2 separate regions of the Homo sapiens genome follow, and region 1 is linked to region 2. A link is a loop called in an ENCODE intact Hi-C map of the cell type or tissue named here. Cell type or tissue: endothelial cell of umbilical vein. All regions are shown on one strand. Links, peaks and the distances in the headings refer to the core of each region. The heading gives the core; the rest is flanking DNA. Region 1 has its middle 31 kb from the start of ZNF280D. Region 2 has its middle 72 kb from the start of LINC03065.

Region 1 (15,423 bases), core at 2,390-10,389, 49 kb after region 2:
GCTCAAGGGATCCTCCCATCTCAGCCTCTGGAGTAGCTGTGACTACAGGAGCACAGCACCACACCTGCCTATTAAATTTTTTTTTTTTGTAGAGATGGGTTCTCATTATGTTGCCCAGGCTGGTCTTGAACTCCTAGCCTAAGGGATCTTCCTATTTTGGCCTCCCAAAGTGCTGGGATTACAGGCATGAGCGATCATGACTGGCCTTCCTCCTGCTCTTTATTTAACCTACTCTGTGTTAGTTTGGGTACTCTGAAAAGCAGATACCAAGATGGAATTAGATGGGTAAGAAATTTATTGGGGAAATATCTGTGGAGGATAAAGGGAGGGTGGAGGAGTACCTGGGGAGTGCCTTTAGACTATCATCCAGGCCTGATACCTGGGAAAGGAGAAGGGGAAGGAAGGATAACTGGGAAGGAAGAGTCTCAGACTGTAGCACAGTTCTCGTTTTCCTTCATTTCACAGATAGACTAGGATTCTTTGCTAACACCTCCTTGTTGAAATCTCTAAATGTTGAAATGCCCCAGGACTAGGTCCTCAGCTTCTTCTGTATGTAGACTTACTCCTTTGGTTATGTCTTCCAGCCCCATAGTTTTAAGTGCCATCTGTATGGCAATGTCTCCAAAATTTACATCTCCAGTTGAAAGCTTTCTTTGAGCTTCAGAATTGAAGATCCATCTGTATACAAGACAACTACTTGAAATCCTCTTAATTGTCTAATAGGTCTCAAAACTTGAAATGTTCAGAACAAAACTTCTGATTTTGCTGTGAGGATAATTACTACAGTGGGCAAAAGTAGAAGAGTGAGACCAGATAGAAGGCTATTGCCATAATCCAGGTGAGATACAGGTGAGAGATGATGCGGGCTTGGATGAGTGGTGTAGGGACTTTGTAGATGATTAGGTTACAGACCTGGAGAAGAGGGATTATCCTGGATTATCAAGGTGGGTCCAGTCAAATCACCTAAATCCTTAAATGTGGAGAGGCTTTCCCGGCTGTGGTCAGAGATGTTGTGACAGAAGGGTCAGAGAGACGTGATGTTACTGGCTTTGAAGATGGAGGAAGGGGGCCATGAGCCAAGGAATGAAGACACCCTCTAGAATATAAGAAAGGAGAAGAAACAGTCACATTTCTGACCTAAAGAATTATGAGATAATAAATTTGTGTGGTTTTAAGCCACTAAGTTGTGGTAATTTGTCATATCAGTAACCAGAAACAATCACAGCATGTGTGTCCCATTCCCTGTATCAAAAGCAGGTAAAGACATTAAATGAAGTTCAGAATTGTGATTATTTATGGATATGGGTATTCAACTTTCTGAACTGAGATCATATTTATGGTTAAAATAACACAGGTCTTTCTAGTACCTTGGAGTGGTCATAAAAGTGATGAGCTTTCCATATGTGCCTGCAGGGATGAGAGGAACATCACCCACTTTATCTCATCCCGACTGAGTTAAATTTTAAGGACAATGATAAGTAACTTTTTTGTTTTTGTTTTTTTGCAGATGGAGTTTCACTCTTGTTGCCCAGGCTGGAGTGCAAAGGTGCGATCTTGGCTCATTGCAACCTCCACCTCCCTGGTTCAAGTGATTCTCCTGCCTGAGCCTCCCATGTAGCTGGGATTACAGGTGTGCACCACCACACCCAGCTAATTTTTGTATTTTTAGTAGAGGTGGGGTTTCGCCATGTTGGTCAGGCTGGTCACGAACTCCTGACCTCAGGTGATCCATCCACCTCAGCCTCCTAAAGTGCTGGGATTACAGACAAAAGCCACCGCCCCCGGCTGTAACTTTTTTTTTGGTAAACGGTAAACAAAATGAATACATGGACATGCAGGGACAATGGCACTAAATCAAGGTGGACAACAATATGACTCAAAGAACAGACCACATTGCAGAGAACATAAGCAGACCTTAAGCAATTTAATCAGAAAAACTGAGATGGCTACAGCCCAGTGAAATAGATGGTGTTTAATAAGGTTACACTATAAAACATAGCCTTCCTCAAATTAAAATTTTAAATTTATTAATTAAATTTGAGCTAGAAGTTACTCTTTTAGCCAGAAGGTAAGATGAAAGGGAAAAGTGCCAGAGAAGAGATATGAAATGCACAGAGCAGAAACTTGCCACACAGAGGCAAAGAAACCATTCCACTTAGAAAGTTCCAAGTGGCATTTGAGAGAAAGGATATTGGAGGGTATTAAGAGGGAATAACTGTGAAAATCCCCAAACGGGGTCTGAAATTCCTCTGGCAGCAATCATGGAAAGAGGAATACTAATGTTATAACCATTGTTTCAAAGCCTGGTAGGCCGAAGTTCACTAACCAATATTTGCATGTTTGCATGGGGCACGAATGAATAGCATTTGCAAATTCCATGTTTAAAGTTCCCTTGTTTAGAAATCTGACTTGCTTGATTTATGTCTCCTTAATCTACTTAGGCGAAGACCTTTCCTTGTGTTTTAATATCAAATAGGCTTTAGCATAGACTGGTCTAACGGGACTTTGCTATTGGTGGAGGCTTAATAGGGCATCAGGAGATTATAAGTAAATTTCATTAGGAAGCTACAATCTCTACCTCAGGAAAGATTACATATATATACGTGTGTGTATATACATACATGTATATGTGTGTGTGTGTGTATATATATATATATATATGTAAAAAAGTCAAACATATATACTTTGTAGGGGGTCAGGATATCCCCAGCTTTGCTAGAGGAATATTCTAGAAATACCCTGCAGGGATTACCTGAAGGTTTCTTATATTCCATCTACTGTTCACCTCCAGTTATGAACAAGCTACATAAACTTAGAGCCCAGGATTGCTTGGATAATTGAAGTTTTCCACTTTCAAGCAAACAGCTGAAAAGATCATGGCTAAATATAATTATTGTTTGGACAATGGATTTGATAGACAATAAAAGAGCATATTAATCACCTTTGACTGGTAGGTAATATTAGTTGCTGGTAAGGAGGGGAATTAGGTGGCTGTACTGGAGTTGTTTTCTATTTTTTAGAATTCTGAATTTCTGTCTAATTGTTACCAAAGAAGTAAACTATGAGTTATCCCAGAGAAGGGAAGCTTTCCTAATTTGGCAGACTCTAAAACAACTAAAAGGAACCCTCCTTAAGATGAATGCAGTTAAAAAACAAATATAGTCAGAGGGTTATGAAGATTTCTGTTCATAAATTTATGGGTGTTTGCATGTGAATAACCATGAGAATTATTTGAAATTTGTCTTAAAAGCGTTGCTGCTAAGAAGCAGCATTCTGACTCAGGCGATCAGGGAACTATGAATAGGGTAGGAACTATGAATAGGGTAGGACTCCAAAGAGAGTGGGAGATAGCCCAGAAATAGGTTGAAAAAAGAGGAGGCAGCCTAGGGTAAGGGCATTTCCTTTAGCCACTCCAGGCTAAGGGAATTCACAGATTCTGCAGAAAATATATTACATGTAAACAACAGAATCACACATTGCTTGCTTATTTATTTACTTATGAATAGGTAATGAATTAACATTTCAAAATTCTGACTGCTCAAGAGTATACAGCAACACATTCTCTTCAATTCCAATACAGCGACCTACTTTCCCTCCTCACAGGCAACTAATATTACCAAAATCTTATATATCCTTCAATGCAATATGAGCAAATATAAACATACAGTTTTGCCTTTCATGCAAATGATAGCATTCTATATACTTTGAAGCTTGCTTTTTTTTTTCACTAAACTATACTTGGAACTTACTACATATCAGTAAAACATTTACCCTTCTTTTTTCAGCAGCATGATATTCCATAGAATGGATGCATTATAATTTATTTGATCAACTTCATCTTGATGGATATTTATTTGCAATCTTTTGCTATTACAAAGAATGCTTCAAAGACTTTTCTAGAACGTATGTCATTTTGCACATATGTAACTAATCTGCAGGATAAATTCCTAGAGGTAGAATTACTGATTCAAAGAGTATATGTGTTTGTAATTTTGACAAATGTTGCCAAATAATCCTACATAGAGGTTGTACAATTTATGTTTCTAACAGCAATATATGAAAATGCCTCTTTTGGCTGGGTGCGGTGGCTCACGCCTGTAATCCCAGCACTTTGGGAGGCCGAGGAAGGTGGATCACGCGATCAGGAGATCGAGATCATCCTGGCTAACGTGGTGAAACCCCGTCTCTACTAAAAATACAAAAAATTAGCCGGGCGTGGTGGCGGGCGCCTGTAGTCCCAGCTACTCGGGAGGCTGAGGCAGGAGAATGGCGTGAACCCAGGAGGCAGAGCTTGCAGTGAGCCGAGATCCCGCCACTGCACTCCAGCCTGGGTAAGAGAGCCAGACTCCGTCTCAAACAAACAAACAAACAAAATGCCTCTCTCACACACTCTTATTTATGCAGTGTTGCCAAGCTTTGTTATGTTTTCCAATTTGATGGGTTAATTGTAATATTTCAGTTTATTTTATTTTTATTTTTATTTTTTGAGATGGAGTCTTACTCTGTTGCCCAGGCTGGAGTGCAGTGGCATGATCTTGGCTCACTGCAGCCTCCGCCTTCCAAGTTCAAGTGATTCTCCTGCCTCAGCCTCCCGAGTAGCTGGGATTACAGGTGCCCACCACCACGCCTGGCTAATTTTTGTACTTTTAGTACAGATGGGTTTTCACCATGTTGTCCACGCTGGTCTCAAACTCCTGACCTCAGGTGATCCACCCTCCTGGGCCTCCCAAAGTGCTGGGATTACAGGTTTGAGCCACTGGATCTGGCCAGTTTAATTTTAATTTGCATTTCTCACTATGAATGCAATTGAGCATCTTTTCATATATATTTGAGAGTCCTTTTTATTTCCTTTCATGTAAACCATTCACATTCTTTGCTCATTTATCTTCTGGGTTATTGGTTTGTCTCTAGTTTTATTTTTTTTTAATTCTTATAGATAAAAAAGTTGGGACTTTGTGATATGAATTGCAAATGTTTTCCAACTGTTTCCACAGAGTTCATGGATATTAAAAATTTCTTTGCCTTTATCATTTGAATAATAATTTGGATGATATAAAATTTTGCGATCATACTTTTTTTCATGAAGATTTTGGGGCATTTCCCTATTGTCTTCTAGAATTGAATATTACTGTAGAGACATCTTATGTCAGCTTGTTTTGTTTTTACCCTGCATAGATGACTCATTGTTTTTGTCTGATTGTTCAAAGGATTCATTTTTTTATCTTCAAAGTTCAGCAGTTGTATTAGGATATGTCTCAGTGTTGGCCATTATGCATCAATTTTTCCTGAGACCTGAGATGCCCTTTCAAAATGAACATTTTCTTCCACAGTATTTCAAATACTTTTTCTAATTCATTACATAGAGATTTTGAATAACTGTATATTGGATTTCCTTTGCCTGTCTTCCCTACTTATTTACATTTTATCTATCTCTAATTGTTTTAAATTCTATTTACTTTCGTTAATTTTGCTTGCTTTTCTTATTGCTAACTTCTATGTTTCTTTCTGTATTCTCATCAGTATCTAGTCTCCACTGTGCTACTTCTGATTTTGACTCCATTTCTATTTTTAAGCCACTTTCCTGGTCTCTCCATTTTCCTGAGTCTTTTTTTTTTTGAGAGACAGAGTCTTGTTCTGTCACCCAGGCTGCAGTGCAGTGGCACAATCATAGCTCGCTGTAGTCTCAAACTTCTAGGCTGAAGCGATCCTCCTGCCTCAGCCTCCAGAGTAGCTAGGACCACAGGCATGTGCCACCACACCCGGCTACTTCCTGAGTCTTGTATATCTGCTGTATGTTCTTGTCTTTTTAAAACATTGGTAAAATTACATAGCATAAAACTTAGGATTTTAACCATTTTAAAGTGTACATTTCTGTGGCATTATGCACATTCACCCTGCTGTGCAACTATCATTGCTATCCATGTTCAAAACTTTTTGGTCTCCTCCTGTTGAAACTCTGTACCCATTAAATGCTAATTCTCATTCTTCCTTCCCCAAAGCCCCTGGTAACCACAAATTTACTTTTTGTCTCTATGAATTTGATATATCATATAAGGTATCTCATATCTCCAGGTATCTCATATAAGTGGGATCATATAGTATTTGTATTTCTTGTGGCTGGTTTATTTCACACAGCACAATGTCTTCAAGATTCATCCACATTGTAGCATGTGTCAGTTTCCTTCCTTTTTTTTTTTTTTTTTTTTTTTTGAGACAGAGTCTTGCTCTTTCGCCCAGGCTGGGCTGCAGTGGCGCTGTCTTGGCTCACTGCAAGCTGCGCCTCCCGGGTTCACGCCATTCTCCTGCCTCAGCCTCCCGAGTAGCTGGGACTACAGGCGCCCGCTACCACGCCCGGCTAATTTTTTTTGTATTTTTAGTAGAGACGGGGTTTCACCATGTTAGCCAGGATGGTCTCGATCTCCTGACCTCGTGATCCGCCCGCCTCAGCCTCCCAAAGTGCTGGGATTACAGGCGTGAGCCACCGCGCCCGGCCAGTTTCCTTCCTTTTTAAAGCTGAGTAATACTCCATTGTATGTACATATGGGCTCTTATTTTATACATAGATTTCTTCATTAACTGTTAAATCCATGGCAAAATATTTGCTCGAAACTTTCATCTGCTCCATGGAAATACTTCTGTGATCAGAGTTCACCTATATTTATTTTTTTCTGTTCCTTTTCTCCGTGTGTGTGTGTGCGTGGTGTGTTCTCATCATACATATATATAATGTATACATATACACACATATAAAATGAATATATATAATGTATATATACACATATATAATAAATATATATAATGTGTGTATATATACACGCATATATGTAATGAATATATATGTGCATTCATTCTGGATGGTTTATTCTTGATTTCTCATTTTGGATGAAAGGGCTTTTCTTGACTAGCTACTTGTAAATGGTTCATATGATGGAGATGCTGGAGCCGTGTCCAAGGCTAGCAGCTCTCCTTAGGGACCCCAGCAAAGTGTGAGAGTCCATTTAACTATTACCTCTCCCCAACTGACAAAGATAGGCAGCTCTACGACTCACACCAGGCTCTTTTTTTCAATCCTCTGCCTCATCAACAGATTGTTTCTTAAAATATGGCTTTATCACATGAGTCTGTTCAGTCCTACCACCTCTACTTCTCAGAATCAAATGGTCATGGATGCTTCTGTCACCACCCCACCTCCCCTGTTAGGACACATGAGGATTAGAGCTCTGCATCTTGGGAGTACTCCACATCTTGGGGTAGTGCCAGTTGTCTCAGGGATTTGCATTTACAGGCATCTCCTTCTGCTTCCTCCCACATCCTGTTTGTTCTTCATTGCTTTTGGCAGCCCTTCTACCTATTTGTGGCTTAAAGTTTCATATGCATCCTAGCTTGTGTTTCTGTTTCTCATTCTTCTTTTGGGTGATTTCCTAGAGCAAAAGGGGGAAATGCCAATTTTTACTTCATTATATTCAAACTGGAAATCTGTATTTAATTCTTCTTCCATAGCTTAGGATAAGTGATTCTCAAATAAATGTATTATCGTTTTTATAAACCTTCAAGTTAGAGAAATTTCAGGTAAGATTATTTATATTTGAACCAAGAAGACCCAGCTGACAATTGCAATCACAAGCATGATGATGAGAGGGCAGACCAAGAAGCAGCAGCCTCGCAAAAGGAGGCCGGCACTGGCTTATTCCTAGTTGTGTATGTCGCATGCGACACCTTTATGTTCTCTGAGTCTATTGTCATAACCATCGATATATTTTCTATCACTCCATCTTTCCTACAAGTTTCAGATTTGAAGGAAAACAGCTGTTACTAGCCAATACTGTGATTGTGATCTAAGCATAGCCCTTGCAGCTGGGCATGGTGGTGCATACCTGTAGTCCCAGCGAATCCAGAGGCTGAGGTAGGAGGATAGCTTGAGTCCAGGAGTTTGAGACTAGCCTGAGCAACATAGCAAGAACCCCATCTCTCAAAAAAAAAAAAAAATGACCCTCCACTTTCTTCCAACTAAACATATTTGCATACGAAAAACTTGACTTTAGCTGGGCACTGTAGCTCACGCCTGTAATCCCAGCACTTTGGGAGGCCGAGGTGGGCGGATCACCTGAGGTCAGGAGTTCGAGACCGGCTTGGCCAATATAGAGAAACCCTGTCTCTACCAAAAATACAAAAATTAGCTGGGTGCGTTGGTGCAAGCCTGTAATCCCAGCTACTCAGGGAATTGCTTAAACTTGGGAGGCAGAGGTCATAGTGAGCCAAGATCATGCCACTGCATTGTAGCCTGGGCGACAGAGTGAGACTCGGTATTAAAAAAAAAAAAAAAAAAAAAAAAACCACCAAAAACCAAAACCAAAACAACAACAATAACAACAACAAAAACTTGAACATCTATGAGTGTATAGCAGGGGCTTGCTCCACTGTGAAGACCCTGCTGACCCACATTCAGGAAGGCCCTGAAATGTACCTCTGATCTATGTACAATATGTGAAATCTCATCAGTAATAATTTACTGTTTTGTGTTATTAGGGCCTCTTTTAAAATGCCTATATTTCTTTGAAAATAAGCAAGTTTTCATTGACATCTTTGTGGAAATTACTTTAAAAAAACTGTTTCTAGAGGAAGGAACATTGAGAAAGGAAACAGAGGAAATGGAAATTAAGAAACATCCAAGATAAACATTACTCTCTTAACAATCTGATGTAGCTTGCAAGTCAAGTTGCTACTCACATTATTTTACTAATAGTTATATTAGTAAAATTATATAACCATACCTGTAGGGAAACTAAATGTAAAATTTGGTAGGTAAGTACTTCTGGTGAGAAGGCAAAAACTTTTAAAATGCCTATAAGTAATGCCTACATTCGTTCCTTATTTTATGGAATTTTTAAGCCTTTCATTCCACACTAAGTCCAGTTGACCTTATTGTTCTTCCTAGAGCATACCTCTGCTCTATGGAAGCTTAGCTACTGTTCTGTTTATATCCTGTGAAGGAATACTGGCCAGACCAGCTAGTTTAAGGGAAATTAAAAGAAGCTCCACCCTGGGATTTTGCAATATCAACAGCTCTTATTTTATATGAAGAGTGATGTTAGGATTAGAATTAAGCTTTCCTGTACCAGGCTGGCATGGATAGTTGTTGCTCAAAGTCATAATTATCCAGTCATTTCATTTTTAGAAATGGATTTTTAAAAATAAAGTGACAGAGAAATGTGGATGTTCAATATGATCTGAATCCAGCAAAGATTCTAATGTAAAAAAATAAGCTTTGTGAATTGGAAACTATCATCTGACAGAAATCCTGTTTTGATTGACAGCCTCATATGGGTATAATATAATCATCCATACATTATGTATAAATTTACCATCATTTCCAAAGCCAAGCAGAACACATTGTTACTCCTTCTTAAAAGTACTCTTAATCCTTTGGCTTATACAACTGGAGTGATACTGCCAAGACAGCTATTTGAATTTCTTGTCTCATAAACAGAAGCACTTAGGCACAAATACTTGCAATAAGAACATATTTTGCAAGCCATTTTATTAATAGTTATGGTTTTGGAAATGATTAGTTAATAAAAATTGCGCCTATAATAAATATTGTGTTCTTATAACTTATTTATTCAGTGATCATTCACTTAATTGAGAATTTTTCCAGGATCTAGTACTTTTTTTTTTCTTCCCTTTTAGTCATTTTACATTTTAGTACTAAGATCAAGAAAAAGGAAAATGATAATAGCCAAAAAGGTATAAACAATCCAAGTATCCATCAACTGGAGTGGATAAATAAAATATGTATCTCCATAAATGGAATATTATTTAGCAAGAAAGAGAAATGTAATACCAATACATGCTATGACATGGATGAACCTTGAAAACATTATGTAAAGTGAAAGAAGCCAGTCATAAAAGACTGCTTACTGAACTGTATGCTTCAGTTTATATAAAATGTCAGAATAGGCAAATCTAGGGAGACAGAAAATAGCTTAGTGGTTACCTAGGGCTGGGCAGAGGGCAGCAGGATGGGAGTGACTGCTAAAGGATATGAGATTTCTTGTTGGAGTGATAAAAATGTTCTAAAATTGATTGTGGTGATGGCCGTACAGCTCTGTGAATACACTAAAAATCATGGAATTATATACTTTAAATGGGTGACCTATATGGTTATGTGAATTATGTCTAGCTTAATCCGTTAAAAAAATGAAAAAAGGAAAGTGAGATTCTTATATCAGTCACATTTCTAACAGTCATAGGGAAAAAAATCTGATGGCATTTTGATATGGAGTATCAATGAAAACTTAACAATACAACAGGAATTCTTACAAGCTCTAAAAATGTTTTATCTAGCAAAGTATTTTGGCTACTTTAATGCCCAGTTAAGTGTTTCCTCACTGTATTACTAGTCAGGTTCTCTGGAGAAACAAAATCAATAGTAGGATGTGTGTGTGTGTGTGTTTGTGTGTGTGTGTGTGTGTGCATATTTATATTGATATTGGTCTCAATATCGATACAGATATACACAGCCCCACACCCCCACACACACCTATTTTTTTTTATTATTATACTTTAAGTTCTAGGGTACATGTGCACAACGTGCAGGTTTGTTACATATGTATACATGTGCCATGTTGGTGTGCTGCACCCATTAACTCGTCATTTACATTAGGTATATCTCCTAATGCTATCCCTCCCCCCTCACCCCACCCTACAACAGGCTCCGGTCACAAACACCTATTAAGACCAATATCAATATAGATATACAGAGAGAGAGAGAGAGAGAGAGAGAGAGAGAGAGAGAGAGAGATTTATTTTAAGGAACTGGCAGATGTGGTTGTTGGGGCCGGCAAGTCTGAAATCTGCAGGGCAGGCCGGCAGGCTGGAGACCTAGGGAAGGGTTGGTGTTGCAGCTTGAGTCCAAAGGCAGACTGAAGGCAGAATTCCCTCTTCCTTGGGATCCACTTTTTCTCTTAAGGCCTTCAACTGACTGGATGAGGCCAACCCACATTATGAAAGGTAACGTGCTTTACTCAAAATCTACTGATTTAAATGCCATCTTAAAAATACATTCAAAGTGGCAACTAGACTGGTGTTTGACCCCCCAGTCTAGATGTCCAAATATGTGAATATCCAAATATGTGGATAGCATGGATAGCCAAGTTGACATATAAAATTAACAATTATACCCACTTATGTGGGGAAGTTAGTACAGTAATTTTAATTTTTTATTCCAATTTGGCTATCAACTGTTGAGAGCAGAGAAAGAGCAGGCCAACTGTTGAGCAGAGAGAATTTAAAGTAATCAATACAGGCACTATGGTATTTTGGAACTTAATTTCTTTTCAGAAGAAAAATTAATGCCTGTTTATTATGATACATTTTTTAAATGTCAAAAAATAGAATAAATAAAACAAAACTGACTCTGTCCTCATAATCCTGAGTTATATTTTTCAATTAGACTTTGTCTAGAATGGCTTCATAAATTGGGAGTTACGATTTTTAAAATAAGGAATATTTTAAAATCAAGTTTACAAAATGTATTAAGAAAACTTATTACGAAGCAACTAAATACAAACTGCCTACGGTATGCAATAGGTCATTGCCACTTTTTAATACAAACAAGGAAGTGAAGAGAATCAAACAATAGTGTTCATTGAAGAGGAGCCCTTTATGAGGCCATGGTCCTTACATTTGCAACTGCTAATCTTGCATGTAACACAAATAATGACAATGTTTTGCCTTTCTTACCAAAACTTTTGCACCCTACTCTATTACCCACAAACATTTTCTCCACAAACTTAAATAAGCCGGCAATGAATTTCTGCAGTGAAAACATTTTATCTTAATTGTGAATCAAACCACAGCCTACATTTGCTCTGGGGACCACATGTGTAGCAGATCAATAGTTATTAACTGAGAGTAAACTAAGTCACAGCAAGTTATAGTTAATCTATTCTACAATGTTATCCACATGGGAGAAGAGGAAGGGAAGAACAGAAAAATTAATATGAATGCATGCTATGCACCATGTTCGAAGGCCTATCACATGATTTAATACAACAATCCTGCAAGGTAGGTAATGCTTTGCCTGTTTCTAATAGAGTAGCAAACTAAAGCCTGGAAGGATAACAACATTGTTCTAGGTCACACAGCTAATAAACTGGGAAGCCTTTCTTTTCCCAGAGATTATCTTTGTCTTCAGTAGTCTCAAATAAAAGAAAACAGATGTTTTCTGAGCCTCAGGCCTTGTAACTGGTAATCCCTTTCCACTTTCTTAGGATCCTTCAAGCATGTTTGAGCTCCCATGTTTCAGCTTACCTAAAAATGCTCTGGTTTCCCAATTGATGTAGTAAAACCTGGATTGTTGTACTTCCCCACACCCCCTGAAGTTGTCTTGGCAATGGTCCAGTGGCCAGCCTGTCTAGCCTACATACAGAATCTGGTTTCTTTCTCAAAGTACAGTCTTTGTGAAGTTCACTGGAGTTTTTGAAACTATCAGTAGTGTCTGAATTTGGCTCTGTTTCCAGTCTGAGCTTTTTGATAAGTTATGATGAGGTGTACCTGGATTCTTATAATTCCAGACAAGTTCCCACATATCCCAAAAGTTGGGATCAAGCTTTATAAATGGATTTGATGAAGAATACAATGAATAAAGTATAAGCTGCAGATTTTTGTTTTGAGCTACTAGGTAAATGATGGTGCAATCTGAGACTGGTAAGACCGAGAAGCACTTTATTGGGGAAGTTGCAAGGAAATGGGCTGTTTTGAGCTTTAAGCACTTTCCTCATACCACATATCCAATGCCTCATCAATTCTGTCTTTTCCACCTTCAAAATATGTCCTTATTCCAATATTTCTCACTAATCCATTACCTCCTCTGTACCAGTCCAGGCTAAACCAAGAATACAGACACTATTTAAAACAGAGGAGATTTAATGCACGGAATTAGTTACACGATGATACAAGAAGCGAGAAGCTAGAGGGGATGGCAAGGTTACCTAGAGATTAACCACAGTGGGAATAGCAGAAGCAAGAGTCATTGGGTCCCTGCCAGCAGTGCTGCTTGATTGGGACACACACATGAGAGAGAGAGAGAGAGAGAGAGGAGGAAGAAGAAGACGAAGAAGAAGACAAAGAAGAAAAAGAAGGAGAAGGAGAAGACGAAGGAGAAGGAGAAGGAGGAGGAGGAGAAGGAGAAGAAAGAGAGAAGGAAAGAAAGAAATGAACTTGCTTCTTATTTGGGCTCTTCCATCTCCAAACAGTGCCTAAAGCCAGCCAGAAGCCGGATGAAATGGACCTGGAAAATGCAGAATGCAGGGACCAGCTAGCTAAGCAGAGCAAAGGAAGGGAGAAGAATGGGTCTGAGAGCAAATAGGCCCAGCTGGCATGGAACCTAATTCAAGCCACCATCATCTGTTGATGGATTTATTACAATGGTCTCCTAAGTCATGTCCCTGCCTTTACTAACCTCTCCTGCTGTTAGGGTAAGATTAAGCTATGGTAACAGAGACCCAATGATACAATGGCTTATTGCTTAAATACATTGCTTTATCTCTCACAGGTTGATAGGTTGATGGGAGCTTTGCTCTTCAAAACCCCAAGACCAGGGCTCCTTCTGAGTCCTTGCTTCTTATCTCCTTGGGTACTGTCATCATTTGCATATCAACACAAGGTCTCTGCTGTGTCTGAGTTGTGGCTTTCAGGAAGGGAAAAGACATTCAGGGCAAGGAATTTATTCTTTATCCAGTGACTCAGAAATTTCACAAATCATTTTACTCACATTCCATTCCTGTAGGGCTTATACTTAGGCACATACCCACATGCAACTGCAAGGAAGGCTGAGAAATGTAGCTTTAGCTGAGCAGCTAATTGCACCCAAGAAGGAGAGATTGAACTTGGTGGGTACAATCATGTCCCCTATAATCTATATTCCGGTTAGCAGCCAGGATATTCCTTTTAAAACAGGAGTCAGATAATGTTTCTCCTTTGCTCACAACTCTTCAAGGCTTCCCATTATCCTTATACTTAAATCCACATTCCTCATTATAGAATATAAGACTTCCAATTCTGGCATCTCCCTACTTCTTTGACCTCATCCCTACCACCAGCAGCAGGATCCTTGATTTGTAGCATTTGTCAATTTCCAAAGTATGAGTATTCCTACCATGCCTGATATCAGCTACCAAGGTAACATCACTGATTGCAAGGTTGGAAAGAGATGTACAGTTTCAGCTCTCGTGAGCTAGTATAAGCTGCCTTCAGCACACTACTGCCTACCATTCTCTGTTACTCAAATTTACCTAGTTTTTCTCTTGTTCCTCTAAGACAGTACTCCTCAAAGCATGGTTCCCCAGACCATCAGGATCAGCATTACCTTGCTAGAAATGCATATTTTTGGGCACCATCCCAGACCTACTGATTCAGTTGCTCTGTGTGTGGAGCCAGCAGTCTGTTTTAACAAGCCCTCCAGTTGATGCTGGTGTTAGCTCAAGTTGGAAAACCACTGCTCTAATATTTACTAAGCTTCCTCCCAATTTGGGGCCTTTATTCTTCGGCATTCTCTTCTACCTGATACTCTCTTCCTCCAGAGCTTTCATATTATCCGGGTCTCTGTGCAAATATCACTTCCTCAAAGTGGACTTCCTTTCTGCCAACTCCACTCTAGTCTCCTCACTAGAATATAAGCTGACATCAGGGAGTTTGTTCTGACTTCTGCATGTCCAGTACCAAAAACAAGGCATGACACATGCTAGGTAGAAGGAAATATATGTCAGATCAATTATTATATAACCAGTGTTAAAGTTAGTTTTATATTTTAATAAGTGCATTGAGAAACGACTAGAAAATAAATAGAAGAAACAGAAAGGAATTATATTCATACTGTTAGAGACCATTCATCCTCCTTCTCTTACTTCTTAACCTGAAGTTCAACATAGTAGTTCAAGTGTAAGTTATCTAAAATACTTTAAGGGTTAAAAAATCACATAACTAACCTTCCTTCCTTCCTTCCTTCCTTCTTTCCTTCTTTTCTTTTCTTTTCTTTTTTTTTTTTTGACAGAGTCTCTCTCTGTCACCTGGGCTGGAGTGTAGTGGTACATTCTCGGCTTATCACAATCTCCACCTTCTGGGTTCCAGCGATTCTTGTGCCTCAGCCTCCCGAGTAGCTGGGATTACAGGCACCTGCCACCAGACCCGGCTAATTTTTGTATTTTTGGTAGGGACGGGGTTTCACCATGCTGGCCAGGCTGCTCTCAAACTCCTGGCCTAAGTGATTCGCCCCCTTTAGCCTCCCGAAGTGCTGGGATTACAGGCTTGAGCCACCGTGCCTGGCCCACACATTACTATTTATCAACTGTTACTGGTCCCTTTTTTGGTAAAATCCTTGCTGATATAGTATTCATACACCTCACAATTCACCCATTTATAATG
Region 2 (15,423 bases), core at 4,342-12,341:
AAGATAACCTTACCACCTATGAAAGCTAGGTCATGATATGCGTTGCTCTACCCTGGAAGGGAGATAGTACATGGGTGAATGAGTTGCCCAAAGACTGCCCCTTCCAGTTCCAAGGGATTATGGAAGAAATGAGGAAGACAAGAAGTGAGAAGGCCAGAGGCCAGAGTCTTGGCAAGGAGTGATGGTGAGGAGGTGGTATAGTAGGTGGGTTGATAGATGAGCTTGAGCCATCACTCCTGGGCTTACATGGCCGGGATGTTGTACAGGTGATCTAGCAAGTCCCGTGTGTTCTGATGAGACAGAGGTTTTGAGAGCACAGAGGTACGCCAAAGGGCTCTGGTTAAAACAAAGAGGTACCTGAGTAGAAACTTTGAGATGGCCAGAAACACAGATTCCAGAGGAAATTACTTTACCTCAAAAAGCCAAACCAGAAAAATCAACCTTCAGTGGTCACCAGTCCAGTAAACAGAAAATCTAGCCACTTCACCTTTGGTTAGTGAGGATTCAGATAATATCTCTGCTGCGTGGGTCATCTAAATTCTTACAGACCCCACTAAACAGAGACAGAGTCACTAACTTGGAGGACAACAAAGAGATGGAGAGAAAATGTAAAGACCGTATTTTACCTAAAGAAACTAAAGATAATTTACATAAAGAAGGCATCTGAATTATTGAGCTGAACTAAGTTTAACTGAAGGGGATAAATTTAGGGTCCTTTTTTCCCAATTCCCTGTGGATGAGTAGATGAGTTATGGAGAAATACAGAAGCTATATTTTCCTCGCACATCTGAGTACAGAGTGAATGAATTTGTGACCCCACTACAAATATGTGTGGCTTCCTGCCAAGCCAGTGATGGACAGCAATTCTATTTCCAAGGCTTTGGCAGGGGTGGAGAATGTGTGGGGAAAGGGAGGATGCTAACTTCATGTACTGAGTCTGGGAGCAACAACACCAGCACCATGATGAATTGGCCACTTAACCCACAGATGCCCTCTCTTCAAAGGCACTAGCAACCTCACGTGGGAAGTACATTTTGAGTGTATCTGGGAGGGAGTTTTTCTCTTATCCTCTGCCTGGACAGGGAAGAGGTTGTAGATAACCCAGCTTACTGGTCCAAGAGCTTTGACATCAATGGGAGAGGGGGGATCTGGCAGATTATGGTGTCATTTTGGCTGTGCAGGCCCTAGTCATCTTCTCATGCAGGATCAAGGAGGCATGAGCTACTTGGACAAAATCCTAATATACGAATCTAAATCTAACATCCTGTGAGTCCTTTGTCCAGACAGGTCCTCAAGTCCTCTGTGGGCTACACCACCACCTGCAGGCCAACCCTGAAAAGTACATGTCCAAGAGAATGGAAGAATTACTGGGCTCTATTCTGTCCAGTCGAGACATCTGCATTATGCTTCAAGTGTTTGTAGTCCCAGAGGAAGAGCCCACATGATTTATCAAATATATTTATCAATTCCTGGAATTCATTAGACAATTCCCTACACATTTCTTTTCATAGTCTGTTGTAATAATTGACATGCTCAAAAGGGATGGAGGCTTTTCTTGGTTCTCAGATGCAGATGCAGTCTCCTAACAAGCCTTACTTAAGGTATTCCTGCCTTCCCCTGACCTACCTGACCCAGCCCAGTCCACGTGAATGTCTCCATCCACTGAGATGAGCAATATCTAGTGCTTGGAAGACCCAGCCCTGAAGTCTCCACCTCTGGGTTTCCTTCTCTAGGAAACCGGCTTTTGAAAGAGTATAATTGCTCCTCTTCCTTGGGATTAAGAATCACTTGTCATAGAGTTGGAGTGGCTAAATTAGATGCGGGAACTCAGTTTGCACCAGAGTCACCTTCCTCAAGCACTTTGGGTTTACCATTTCATACCCAATCCTGGGAGCCATAGACACACGAGGGAAGACTACAGCACTAATCCTGGAAATCATCTGCTGGGAATTTTGAAGATAGCCCGTCCTGGCCATCACTAATAGAGGTAGTCAGGTCTGGCAGGGGCCCACACAATTGGGTTTTTATGATATGTGAGTGTAAGAGGAATAGAGTGGTCAAGAATGAGCCTCAAGTCTATATCCTGAGCTGCTGGATGAATGGTAAAGCCAGGAGCTGCAGTGTATAAAACTGTAAGAAAAACAGGTTTGGGAGATAAGACCAAGTTCTATTTTGAAAATGTTCAATTTGAAATGCTTATTAGACATCTAATGGAAATGTCAAGTAGGTGGCAGAATATGTTAAGTCTGGAGCTCAGGGGAAATGTCAGGGCTAGAGAATATAGATCTGGGAGTTATTGACAGAGAGACAGAAATTAAAGCCATGGGACTGGATAAGATCTCCTATAAAGTGAACGAGTGTATTTAAAGAACAGAAGATGTTTAAAGAAATTAAAAAATGAGGAATAAGAGGAAGGAGCCAGCAGACTCAGAAGAGGCCAATCCAGGGACACAGGAGGAAAACCGAGACAGTGCGTTGACTCAGATTCCAGGTGGTTCACCAAGTGAAATAAAATCCACTGAGAGGTCAAGTAAGAGAAGGGCTGGGAAATTGTTCAGAGGATTTAAGACATGTAGAGCTCACTGGTGATCCTGAGAAGAATGGCTTCAGTGCAATCATAGGGAAGCAAACATGATTGGAGAAGACTGAAAAGAGACCATGAAATGAGGAAGTGGAGAGACACTGAGTATTGACAACTTGCTTTAGAAATGATGATGTAAGGAGGCCTGAGAAGCAGGAGGGAGTAGTTGGAGGAGGGTGTAATTCTAGAGAAGACAGGTTTTTTAAAGACAGGAGATATTATAGCATGTGTATCTGCTATGGGAATGATCAAACAGAGAGTGGAGATGTAGAGATGGTGGAGACAGTGATTGATGAAAAGAGCAAAGCCTTTGAGTAGGTGATGGGGAATCCAGGGCTTAAGTCACAAGGTCTAGGAGGACTAAGAGTCTAGGACAGTTTTTCCATCATCAAGGAAGGAAAGGCAAAACTTAATGAGAATGCTGGTGGGAAATGTTACAGTTGTCTTGTGGTTGTTTCTATTTTCTTAGTAAAAGCAGAGATGAGGTCTGTTTCAGCCAGCTCATGCTAGCTCAGTTCACTGAGACTCTGCCCTAGACACAGAGCCAAGTAATTTACCCTGACAACTGAGTTAGAAGAGCCCACGTGTCTTGCAAAAGGTTCTGGATTCTCAGAAGTGCCACTGCCAGATCTGGTACCTGTCCTTGAGAAAGGATGTCTGCTAGAGAAGCAAACACATGAAACGCTCCCACCTCAACTAAGAACCCACCTAAACATGTTAAGACTTTGTAGTCACCCAGTGAAAAACACCACCCAGTGGAGTGGAATGTGGAAGAAGAGCCAGACCTGATTAGAGCCTCCTCCCACATCAGGCTAAGGCTGCTGGCATCCTATAAAAAAATTAAGAAACCTACCTTAAATATTTTTTTTACCTTCTCCCTCTGTGCTGTGTTTTAAACTTGCTTGCTCACAATGGATTTTCCCAGTTTGTCCTCATATTTGGATGGATACTCTGTCTCTACCCAACCTTTTAGAAAAGATGGTTCTTTGGTACTGCCCAAATGGTTTTAAATTCAGCTTCTCCGTAGAATGCTTCCCCTGAATCTCTACCTCTTCAGCTCCAATGAGCCTCAGACATGTCCCAGGCTCCCAGCTACCATATCTCTTCCCAGCCTGCCTAGGCCCTCACTTCTCAGGGATGAAGGTCTTCACACATATGAGAAACCATGTAAAGTAGATTTTAGAAGGATAACATAGTGTAACCATAAGGTGTTATTCAAAGCAGCAGCAGGAGCAACAGGGCTTTCTGAGCAAGGCTTTCCTATTTAGCCTTCTTTATCTTTCTCTAGCCATTAAAAATGACTTCTAAAGGAATAACATATTCCTTGGGAAAATGAGTGAAAGTACAAATGAATTAGGGTTTAGAGAAGATGAGGATAAAGAAGGTTGCTTCCTCATGGAAGACCACACACACACACACACACACACACACACACACACACACACTTTGATTACTACACATAGTAACTACATGTATTGTAGCTTACAGATGAATGAAAAACAAATTTGAATGTCTTTTTTAAAGCAAGATTTTTGTAATAAAACACAAAGAGATATATTAATATAAAAATAAAACATGCATGATGGCACATAAATATTCTAATTAGGTAAATAAGCTTTCTTCAACCAAACATTTGTGGAGAGGTGTTTGGGCCCTGTATTTGAATCAAAGTATCTAAGTAAAGGTACTTCTAATTAAATAGGAGTCAGGGTGAATATTTATTTTCTCACATAATATGTGACTAAATGAATGAGGCTGTTTTGTTTTTGTTTTCTGAACAACCCTTATATTGGAAGCCTAGTTTGTCAGGTGCTATGGCTCTAAATGATTTTGGAACTTCTTGTTAGGAACTACCTTCAGAGCTCTTTTGATGAATAGGGTGACTGATTATTTCTGTTTTCCAGAATGTGGGGCTATAGAACTGGGAGAGTCTTAGGCAAATCTTCTTGATTTACCTGGAACTGAGGGAGATGTCCAGTCCTAAAACTGAGAAAGTTCCAGGCAAAATGGATTGAGTTTGGTCACCCTATTCATAAACCACACAAGAACCACCAGCCCATTGCTTTATAGTCATACAGTGTTACTCAGTTTGATCTCCTCCTTATTTTTAAGACTGGCCCTTAATGTCCTTTGGCTGTTTCAAAGACCAAATGTGTTCCCTCCACCCCAGACAACTTTGTAGCAACGTACAGAAGAGCCTGAATTCGGAAGGCAATTTTACAAACTTTCCTTTCTTCCTCCCTCCCTTCCTTTCTTCCTTTCCTCTTTCCCTCCTTTTCATTCTTACCTTTCCGTATCTGAGTCACAGTATTTAAAAGTATGTTGTACAAGTGGTGGATATGATAAAGACTTCTTTACCAAACTTTAGTCAGGTTCCCCTGAACCCTCTTCTCGACTAGGCCTCTCCCCTGGTCCCCATCCTGTCTTTGGCCTGCCTGGTGTAGTTTTAGGAAGAGTCCTGCCAAGTCAGTTTATTGAGAATACCCTCCCTTGATACCTGATCACCCCTGGTATCTGATGAAATTCATTTTATCCTATCTCCTACCCAGTTTTGGAATCCCTAAAACCTCAACTTGTAGCTCAGTACATTATCCCTTCCCCTTACTTTTAGCTGCTTAACACATTTTATGGTAATCACTAATTCATCACATGGAAGTGAATAAGAACCATTTAATATGATTATCTTCTCCATTAAAGCTGTCATCATAATTAGAGCTGCAGTGAACTGTTTGCCAGGAATTATAACTTCTGCCAAGAAAAACTTGGGTGTCATTTTAGAAAAATTCTTAGGTGGGGGAGGAGGAGATCAGGGCCATCTGTGTGGGGATCCAAAGCTGAATAATGATAAGCAAAGCCCCTTTCTCCTATTCTCTGCCAAACTCTGGCCAGCCCTCCAACTGGACCTTGCCAAAGACTTTAACATGAACTAGCTTTCAAGGTAGTCCAAGAAGCACACCCTCTCAGGGGAAGAAAGCCTTTGGAAAAGGCAGCAACAAATAAACATCAGGCCTCTGTACATAAGGCTTTCTAAAAGTTGTTCCAAATGGTTTTGTTTGCTACCCCACTGTTTCCAGGGCAACCACCTAAGCCAGGACAGAAGTAGAAGGAGACATGAGGCTAGAATGGGACCACCCACTGCAATTCTCATTTTTATCCTGATGGCAAGAACCTTTATATCGACTCAAAGTGTTTGTCAGGCCTCTGGCTGTGAATCACTGGAATAACATTTTGCCCTGATGGAAGTGTGTCACAGGCTGCTGCTCCCACATCCCCCCCATACTGAGGTGTTTTTAAATGGAACCAAATATCCCAGGGGAATTTTCTCTGCACTACTAGCATTGCTTTGTTGCACATTTTTAGATTACACACTGTAAATTATAGCTGAAGAAAATACAGTATGCTAATTTCCTCCTGCATGTCTTTGAGTTATTTTTAGGAAAAGTGTCTTTGGAATTCAGCTTCTCAGGTAAATGTTTAAAATGAAGAGAATAATAAGACTAAGGCAGAGGGATGCTCCAGGCTCAGACCACAGCTGTATCACAGTCTGGCAGTTTGTAATGAGCACAACTTGCACGTCCAGCATGGATTTCAGCTGCCAATAGTGGAAGAAGCTCTGGACTGGGCATCAGTAGATTTGGGTGTGCATGCTGATTATGCAACTTTGGATAAGTGACTTTGGAGGAATTTGTGTCATGTTCCTAAGTCTTGACTTCCTCATCTATGGAATAAGGGTGTTCAGCGAGATCTCTAGAGTGCTTTCCACTTCTCATACTCCACGGCACTGTGTGCTAAACTAAGCAAAACGACCTCAAATCACATGAGTAGATTGTGTTGACTATCTTTAAAAAGAATGAATAAACTCAGGCCAGGCGCAGTGGCTCATGCCTGTAATCCCAGCACTTTGGGAGGCCAAGGTGGGTGGATCACTTGAGGTCAGGAATTGGAGACCAGCCTGGCCAATATGGAGAAACCCCATCTCTACTAAAAATACAACAATTAGCTGGGGGTGGTGCGCACCTGTAATCCCAGCTACTCAGGAGGCTGAGGCAGGAGAATCGCTTGAACCCGGGAGGCAGAGGTTGCAGTGAGCTGAGATCACACCACTGCACTTCAGCCTGGGCGAAGAGTGAGACTCTGTCTAAAAAAAAAAAAAAAAAAAAAAAGAATAAATTTAATCTGTGAACATTATAAATTCAGGAGCATAAAATACTTCAGCCTGCGTTCTTCATGATCTCTTACTGCACTGAGGTTGTTAATTTTTTCACGTGGTGTGCTGGATATCTCCCATTTGCCCTTTAGATCCACGTTCCATCTTTCTCCACCCTGGCAGACTGTCCTATAAGGACTACAGCACACGCTTGTGTCCTGTGGCTTCTAGGTGAGCTCAGCAAATGTGCAGAAGTTTGAAAAAACAGTTGAGTGTAAGGTTGCTCCCTCCCTGCACCTTGCCTGTGAGGTTGCCATGACTGCATTCGGCAACCAAAGGTCACAGCTCCAGTAAAGCACCCTCTCTACCTAGCTGTCTTCAAATTTCCATAATAGATTCCTCCACTTGTTGCTTCAGGTCTAGGGGCACTGTACGACCCCTGTGGTTCTCTATGCCCAGTCTATATTTTTAAAAACTCGTTTAGGCTGGGCATGGTGACTCATGCCTGTAATCCCACCACTTTGGGAGGCCAAGGTGGGAAGAATCCGAGATCAGCCTAGGCACATAGCGAGACCCCGTCTCTAAAAAATTAAATAAATAGAAATAAAAGATAAGTAAAAACGAGTCTTTATTTATTTATTTATTTATTTATTTATATTTTAAGGAGGGTCTCACTCTATCACCCAGGCTGGAGTGCAGTGGCACAATCCTGGCTCACCGCAACCTCCGCCTCTGGGGTTCAAGTGATTCTCCTGCCTCAGCCTCTTGAGTAGCTGGGATTACAGGTGCCCACCACAATGCCTGGGTAATTTTTTCTTTTTTTCTTTTTTTGTATTTTTTAGTAGAGACAGGGTTTCGCCTTGTTGGCCAGGCTGGTCTCAAACTCCTGACCTCAAGTGATCTGCCCGCCTCGGCCTCACAAAGCGCTAGGATTACAGGCATGAGTCACCGCATCCGGCCAAAACTAGTCTTTATTAAAGTCTCCCCAGAGTTTCCATTGTGAATGAGCCTTCTGTTTCCTGCCGGTGGTACGCTGACTGATACACCCAGTTTCTGGGGATTACGGGTGTGGCAAGACCACAAAGTCCATGGTGCTTATTACTGAAATACATAAATTTACCTTGAATGCATCCTTTTTTTTCTCTTTAATTGCGGCTTAGAAACGATAAGAATCTCTGTGTACTGCTGCTTTGTTATGTAGTATTTGACCTCTATCCATGCTCGTATTAAACAAGATTCAGAAGCAGATAATAGAAACCATTCTAGTAGTTTTAGCAAGAAAGGATTGGCTACAGGGAATCCCATGCCCACAGTTACAGGGGCTGGAGGAGTGGGCTGTGGACTGGGTTCCAGAACAACACTAGAGAGCTCACCTGTCTAGAGAACTATCTCTGCAACAATCTGGAAGCTGGGGATCAGGAAACCACTATACCACTCACCAGATCCTAGATCACACTGCCTTGCCACAATTTGGCAATCAGAAAATTGTGGACTCAACTGTTGGCCCCAAACCATACTGTAACAGATTCGTACCATCAAAATGAAGGCCTGGGCACTGCCTTCCTTCCTACCTGACTCAGTGCTAACTTAAATTTTCACACAAGTACATCTTATTGGTGGATCCTAATCATATTCCTAGCTGTATGAAAGTCTGGAAAATGTCACTTTTAGTTTTCTAGCCTCTGCAGTATAGGAAGGCACTCTACAAGAAGGGTAGAATGAATTCTGTGCAAGCCCCTCTGCTCTATCTGCCACAAAATTATTTCAAAAACGTGAACTTCGGGCATTCAAAAAAGAGCAAAATTCAAATCTTTACTCTAGGATTTATTAGCTGCGTGACCTTGGACAGGATGCAAGGTCCAATATTACTCAGCCAATTTTTCCTCTGTACAATGGAAGTATAATATATACCTCACAGAATTGCCATTCATTCATTGATTTATATCTCTATCAAATTTTTACTGATTTTTACCTTAGTACCAGAAGTTTTAGTTGAAAGTGACAAAAACTAATTGGTTGATTAAGCCAAAAAGAAAACTATTAAAGGATATTTGGTAGGTCGCAGAATTGCCAGGAGGGCTAGAGAGCCAGGCTCAAGGATGAACTTCCAGGATACCACCACAAACAGTTGTCAGGACTAGCCTGAAGACACTGCTACTGCCTTCACCTCCCAGCATTCAATGCTACATTTTGCACCGCCAGCAGGAACTTTACTGACACAAGCACTACTGCCAGCCCTGTTATAGGAACTCAACAATGCCACCTCTGAAGGCCAAGTGGCAGTGGTGTCACTCTCACTGGCAGAAATGGATTCCATGTGGCATTACTTTCTCACATTGCTCTCATCTCAAAGAAATTTCACAAGGATGTCTGATGGGGCCTGAGTCACATGCTTGTGCCCAGCTAGCTACAAGGGGGGTGAAGAAAGCATAATTTCTGATATCTAATTTGGGGAGGAAAGAAACTTCCTAACCAAAAGGAGAGTGTTCACAGGTGCTGAGCTCCAGACAAAATAGACTACACCTACTCCAAATGGCTAAGCAAAAAGGATATTTATTGGCTCTCATTCTCTTTCTTACTCTTGTTCTTACTTTGCTTTCCTTTCCCCGAGCTTCATTTTCAGGCATTCTCTCCCTGGTGGCAGGTTAGGCCCTGAGAGCTGTAAACTTACGTTCTACCAGCCAAGCAATCCCTTGGAAAGAATGTGTCTTTCCCAATCATTCCTTCAGAACTCTGTGGCTGACTCTATTGATCTGACTTGGATCACGTAAGCTTTCCTAAATCATTCACTGAGCCGAGAAGATGGAATAAATTTACACACAATTTTGGGTTACATGCCAACCAAGCTGTAGAGGTATAGGTTCAGCCCTTCTAGAACTGTCTGGCTCAAGCATCGCGGAAGAAAGTTTTTATAAAGGAAACTTGGGATACTGGCAGGTGAAAACAATTATTGTCCACTATAATCTCCCAAGCTGTTTGATATCCATACACACACTCTCCTTCTCATACATGCAGCATCATCATAATTGTTATCACCTGCAATAGTGCAACTCTTTTACATACCTCTCAAAACTCCCTCCTTCCCCAAGTGCTAGGCCAGTTACTGCATCCACCTCTCAGCAACATGCATTATTCTCAGGTTGGCCCAGAATAGCTCCTTGTGTATTGGCAAACTGAGGTTAAATGATAAATTTAACCTGATCTACAATGGTAGAAATAGGTCAGGTTATCTTAATTAAAGAAAAAAAAAACTCACATGGAAAAGGGAAGGGGAAGAAACAGCTTAGAGTGGTCATTGGCAAACAGAATTTGTCACATCCTGCTTCTCAGGAATAAAAAGTGCTGTCTGCTCCAGTGACAGAGTGGATATATTGGTCAGCAAAAGTAGTTGATTCTGGTTTTCTCCTCTGGGAGAAGAGCCAATGTCCAGTATCCACTGTGGTCACCTCTGAAAAGGACAGTGGAGAGGATCACTTGTGAGGGTTAAACTAATTTAGAACCTAATTTTCTATTGAGAAGAGTTCAGGGGCCTGGAGATTACCTTAGGTTGGTTAAGTGTTTATCCAGAAATAACAATTTTCTTAGAAACCTAGTAGGCCCTCCATGCACATCCAATGGTAGGATGTCCTCTCTCATAGCAACAGGCCTTAGAGCTCTGCCCTTCCCTCCAGCTCTCAGCCACAAAGCCTTCAATTTTAACATTTCCTGGGGGCAATGACAAGCAATAGCCTGAGTCGAAAGAGATAAAACCAATCTCAGCTCCAACATCCCATGTATTTCAGTGGTTGGGCTGTAAATTGGGGACTAAGTGAAGCCTCATCCGTCAAGGAAGGCCCAGAAGGAGGTGCTTAGTAGAGCTTTTCCGGGAGACTTTTTTTTAGCTCCTCTTAAGTTTTCAGAATCTTAAGACATTACTTCCACTAACTTTAACTCAGGGGAGAGAATTCAGCTTAAGATTATCTGACTACTATCCCTCTTTGATCACAGGCCACAATTAGAAAGGGCTTCCCTTAGCAGTTTCTGTTCTCTCTCTCTCTGCTTTCTGATGACCCAGTTGTCTCTTACTTGTAGTAACTTATCTTGGGCTAAAAAAAAGTATCCAACCTAATCCAACGAGCTGACGTTTTTCTACTGACTCTCCCAAATCTCCAGCTGGACAGACACATTGCCTGAGTTTCCAGATACAACATGCTTTTGAAGATAGGCATTTCCCAGCCAGAGAAACGGAGGTCCACACTGTCTCCTGCCTCACCATGACCCTTCCAACTTCACATTGTCATTCTAAGTGTCAGTTGTAACTGTTATGTCCAGGAATCAATTTCTACTTCAGTCTATTTCTGTTTCTGCGCAAACAAAAGAAACTCACTCTGACTATCTTAAGCTAAACAAGAAATGTGCTCAAGGATGTGGACTGGCACAAATAATTAAAAGAAATGCTAAGTAAGCACCAGGCTGTGAAAAGGCCAGGAGTCAAAACAGCTCTAAGTATCCAGATAGTAGGAACTAAAGGTCAGTCTCTTTTCGTGGCACTGTTAGCGGGATAAATGATCTCTGTCATTTTCTATCTCTACGTTACTCTGCTCGAGATTTAATTTTTAGGAGACAGAGTCTGAATGGCATTCTTGGGTCACACATATACTCACCTCTTGAGGGCAGGGCAGGACATTTTGAATGATTGCCTCACCAAGACTAGCAAAAAGATTGTTTCAAGGTGTTTTTACCAGAAAAAGATGGAGTGAATGCCAGGCAGGCAAAACCCAAAGATGGTCAATATTTGCTATGTGCTAAGCACTGTGCTAGTCTGTCTGGATCCAAAGATAAATGATGATGGCTAACATTTATTAATCATTTGCTAGGTGCCAGGAACTATGTATTATTTCAGATAATCTTTTTAATAAATAGCGTAACGTAGATACTCTTGTTTTTGTTTTTTTTTTTTTTTTTTTTTTTGAGACTGAGTCTCGCTCTGTCACCCAGGCTGGAGTGCAGTGGCATGATCTTGACTCACTGCAACCTCCGCCTCCTGGGTTAAAGTGATTCTCCTGTCTTAGACTCCCGAGAAGGTGAGATTACAAGCTTGTGCCACCATGCCCAGCAAATTTTTGTATTTTTAGTAGAGATGGGGTTTCACCATGTTGGCCAGGCTGGTCTTGAACTCCTGACTTCAGGTGATCCACCTGCCTCAGCCTCCCAAAGTGTTGGGATTACAGGCGTGAGGCACTGCACCTGGGCATAGAGTAGATACTCTTATGTCTTAGTGATGCATGATTTTTCACTCCTTAAGGCTTAGCTAGATCTGGGTTCTTGTCTCACAACCAGGAAACATTAGTCACACAGACATCAAAGAGTGAGTGGAGTGTAATTTATTAGGCAAAAAGGAAAGCTCTCAGCAAAAAGAGGGGTCCTGAAAGCAGGTTGCCAGTTGGCCCCCTTCAAAGTTGAATACAAGGGCTTCTATATATCTGCTGATGGGGCTGGGTTCCTGTATTAGTCCATTTTCATACTGCCGATAAAGACATACCCAAGACTTGGCAATTTACAAAAGAAAGAGGTTTATTGGACTTATAGGTCCATGTGGCTGGGGAGGCCTCACAATCATGGCGGAAGGTGAAAGGCACATCTCACATGGCAGCAGACAAAAGAAGAGCACTTGTGCAGGGAAATTCCCCCTTTTAAAATCATCAGATCTTGTGAGACTTATTCACTATCACAAGAACAGCACAGGAAAGACCCGCCCCCATGATTCAATCACCTCCCACCGGGTCCCTCCCACAACATGTGGGAACCCAAGATGAGATTTGGGTGGGGACACAGCCAAACCATATCAGTTCCCCATTTTTGTAAGGTGTGAATTCCTGGTGACTCCACGCCATCCTTCCAGTGTACTTGCGGGGCCCTTAGCCTGAGTCCCGCCACATTGATTTATTTCCCTTACCGCACATGTGCTAAGGGACAGAATTTTTCACCGTGGGCATATTTAGTCAAGCCCCCTGTGCACAATAACCTTGGTGGGTCAGAGGTTCTCTGGGGACCCTCTCCTATCTGTCTAGGATAGTTCTCCGCCTCCTGCCTCTATCCTTAGGTCAGTGTCATAGGTTTAATTGTGTCTACCCTAAATTCATATGTTAAAGTGCTAACCCCACTATATCAGAATGTAATTTTATCTGGAAACAGTCATTGCAGATGTAATTAGTTAAGATGAGGTTATTAGAGAGGACCCCAATCCCATATGACTGGCATCCTTACAAAAAGGGGAAATTTGGATACAGCAAGATGCACACAGTGAGAACACTATGTGAAGATAAGGCAAACAGTGAAGTGATGCTCCTACAAGCCAAGGAATGCCAAGATTGTCAGCAAACCACCAGAAAGGAAAGGCAAGGTGTGGAAGACATCCCTCAGAATGATCCAACCCTGTTAACACCTTGATCTCGGATCTCTGTGAGACAATAAGTTTCTCTGTGAGAACTGTGAGACAATAAATTTCTCTTGTTTCTACCACCCACCTTGTGGTACTTCATTATGGCAGCCCTTGAAACTAATGCAGTTGGGTTCTCTAGAAGCAGAGCCTGAGATGAGCTTATTATCCAAGAGCTCAATGAAAGGAGTACCTTCCTAGGCTTCTCCTGTGTTTTCCAAAGTGGCCACAGCATTATTTCTGGTCCCATATACTCCACTAGAATATTGTCACTTCTCCCTCAAGAAGACGAGTCTTTAAACTTGAATGGGCCTTGTGACTGTCTTTACTGATAGAATAAAGTAGAAATAACACTTTGTGACTTCCAAGTTTAAGTCACAGAAAGCAATTTAGCTATCATCAGGCTCTTTTGCAGGGTACTCTCTCTTAGAACCCAGCCGCCATGCTATGAGGAAGCTAAAACTAGCCCATGCAAAGAAATCACAGGCAGAAGGACCAAGGTCCCCAGTGAACGGTTTGTATCAGGTGCCATACATGTGAGGGATGAGACTTCAGATGATTCCCATCCCCAACCTTTGTCTTCCATCTCACAAATCTTTTAACCTAGAGACAAGTCACTACCTCAAAGTTCCTGACCCACAGAATCCATGAGCCTAATAAATGGCTGTTTTAAGCCACTAAGTTTTGGGGTAATTTATTTTGCAGCCATAGAAACTGGAACAGGTTTTTACCTGGAAGCGGGGTGTTGTAATAAAAATCTAAAAATATGATAGTGGCTTTGGGGAAGAAGGTGGAAGTTGGAAGGACCATGAAGATACTGGTAGAAGAGTCTGATGGTCCTCAAGAAGGCTTGTAGAGAGAGCTTGAAGTAAAGTAAGAAAAAGTTCTTGGAAATTGGAGGAAGATCTTTGTTATTTAGTGGCAGAATGTTTAGCAACACAAGGACCTGTAATAAAGTAGAAAGCAGAAATTATACCCAATGAACTGAATTATCTAGCTAAGGAGATTCACTGGAAGAATGTTGAAGGTGCCCTCTGGCTATTTCTTCTTGTTTACGGTAAAAGATGAGAAGAAAGAAATAAGATGAACACAAAACTGAATTTGAAAATAAAACTGTCACTTCTAGGCTCTGTAAGATTGTCAATTAAGGAAAATGCTTCAAGGCAAAGATGAAACCTAGGTAAGAACAATAAGATCCTTTGATATGATCTCAGAAAAATCTCAAGTGATTCCTCAGAGAACAATTTAGTCAGATAAAAGATCCTCTAAGGATCTTAAGGGCATATCCCACAGATCACCTTTATCAAAAAAGGGCTTATAAGAATCTTAAAGATGTTGTCCCTTGGGAGCCTAATAGGAAGACCAAGGTAGAGAAGGGCTTATCTTGAAGGAGACCTTTGGGTAAGAATTCTGTTTAATGGAGTGGATTATAATATAATTCATTAAAAACTCAAAGATTTTAAAAGAATTATATCAACTTGGACTGAAAGATATAGAAAATACAAAATGAAATCCAAATTTCTGTGGGCAGAAACAGGCTGCAAAAATTACTCAGCCATAAACATGGGCTATTTTCCATGGAAAATGAAGATGGCCAAGAGGGTAGAGCCAAGAGCCAAAGTGAATTGTTCCCAGGCAGTAGAATTGATCCTTTAATCAAGGAACTGGCAACATATGTCCAGCTAGATTTCAAAATTGCTGTGGACCAGTGAATCCTGTGTGTATCAATTTTCTTCCTTTTTAAAAAGCAATGTTCATAGCAGTATTTTCTACCTGTTCCATTACTGCATGTTGGGAATGTGCAAGAGAGTTTTGTTTCTTTAGTTCATAGGTCTACATATCAAAAGGAAATGTTCCCAATAGGAAGTGGGCTGTTCCAGGGGTGAAGCCCTCAGAGGGATATCATTTCAAATTATCTTTTTGCTTTCCCCTTAGGGGCTCTTCCTTTTAATTCTACGTGTTGAGAGACCTCTTATCCTTCAAAGAATTCAAGATGTGCTGGGAAAATAATTGTGTAGCAGATTCTGATAGTTCTCTTCCAGTGTCCATTCTCCTCTTTTTCAGTAAAAGAACCCTTGCATTCTAGCTAAACACATGTCTGCCAGGAACAAAGATTGCATTTTCCAGCTTCCCTTGCAGCTAGGCTTGGCCATTTGTTTAAGTTATTGTCAATGGGATGTCACTTTCAAAGAGTATACCTAAAATAAGGATTATGCCCTTGGTTGTATTTTCTCCTTCCTGCTGGTAGGAATACAGATGCAAAGACCAGCTCTATTC

The links. A loop is a pair of places that touch in the nucleus more often than their neighbours do. Peaks named below come from ENCODE experiments on the same cell type or tissue, not always from the same donor. Only the 100,000 strongest peaks of a DNase experiment are listed, where the experiment ranks them.
Region 1: it touches region 2 in a loop (4-fold over the local background); 1 of 110 quality-filtered maps calls a loop at or near these places.

Annotation. Positions count from the first base shown.
Region 1 is chr15:56,757,286-56,772,708 of GRCh38, reverse strand. No RefSeq gene overlaps it. Among named protein-coding and RNA genes, the nearest start is that of ZNF280D, 31 kb to the right of the region's middle. In endothelial cell of umbilical vein, for the core only: no CTCF peak of the experiment used is centred there; DNase peaks (open chromatin) are centred at 5,238, 7,278 and 8,838; H3K27ac peaks cover 2,703 bases.
Region 2 is chr15:56,807,794-56,823,216 of GRCh38, reverse strand. No RefSeq gene overlaps it. Among named protein-coding and RNA genes, the nearest start is that of LINC03065, 72 kb to the left of the region's middle. RefSeq lists an enhancer at 8,924-9,093. In endothelial cell of umbilical vein, for the core only: no CTCF peak of the experiment used is centred there; DNase peaks (open chromatin) are centred at 5,796, 7,736 and 8,596; H3K27ac peaks cover 1,067 bases; H3K27me3 peaks cover 670 bases.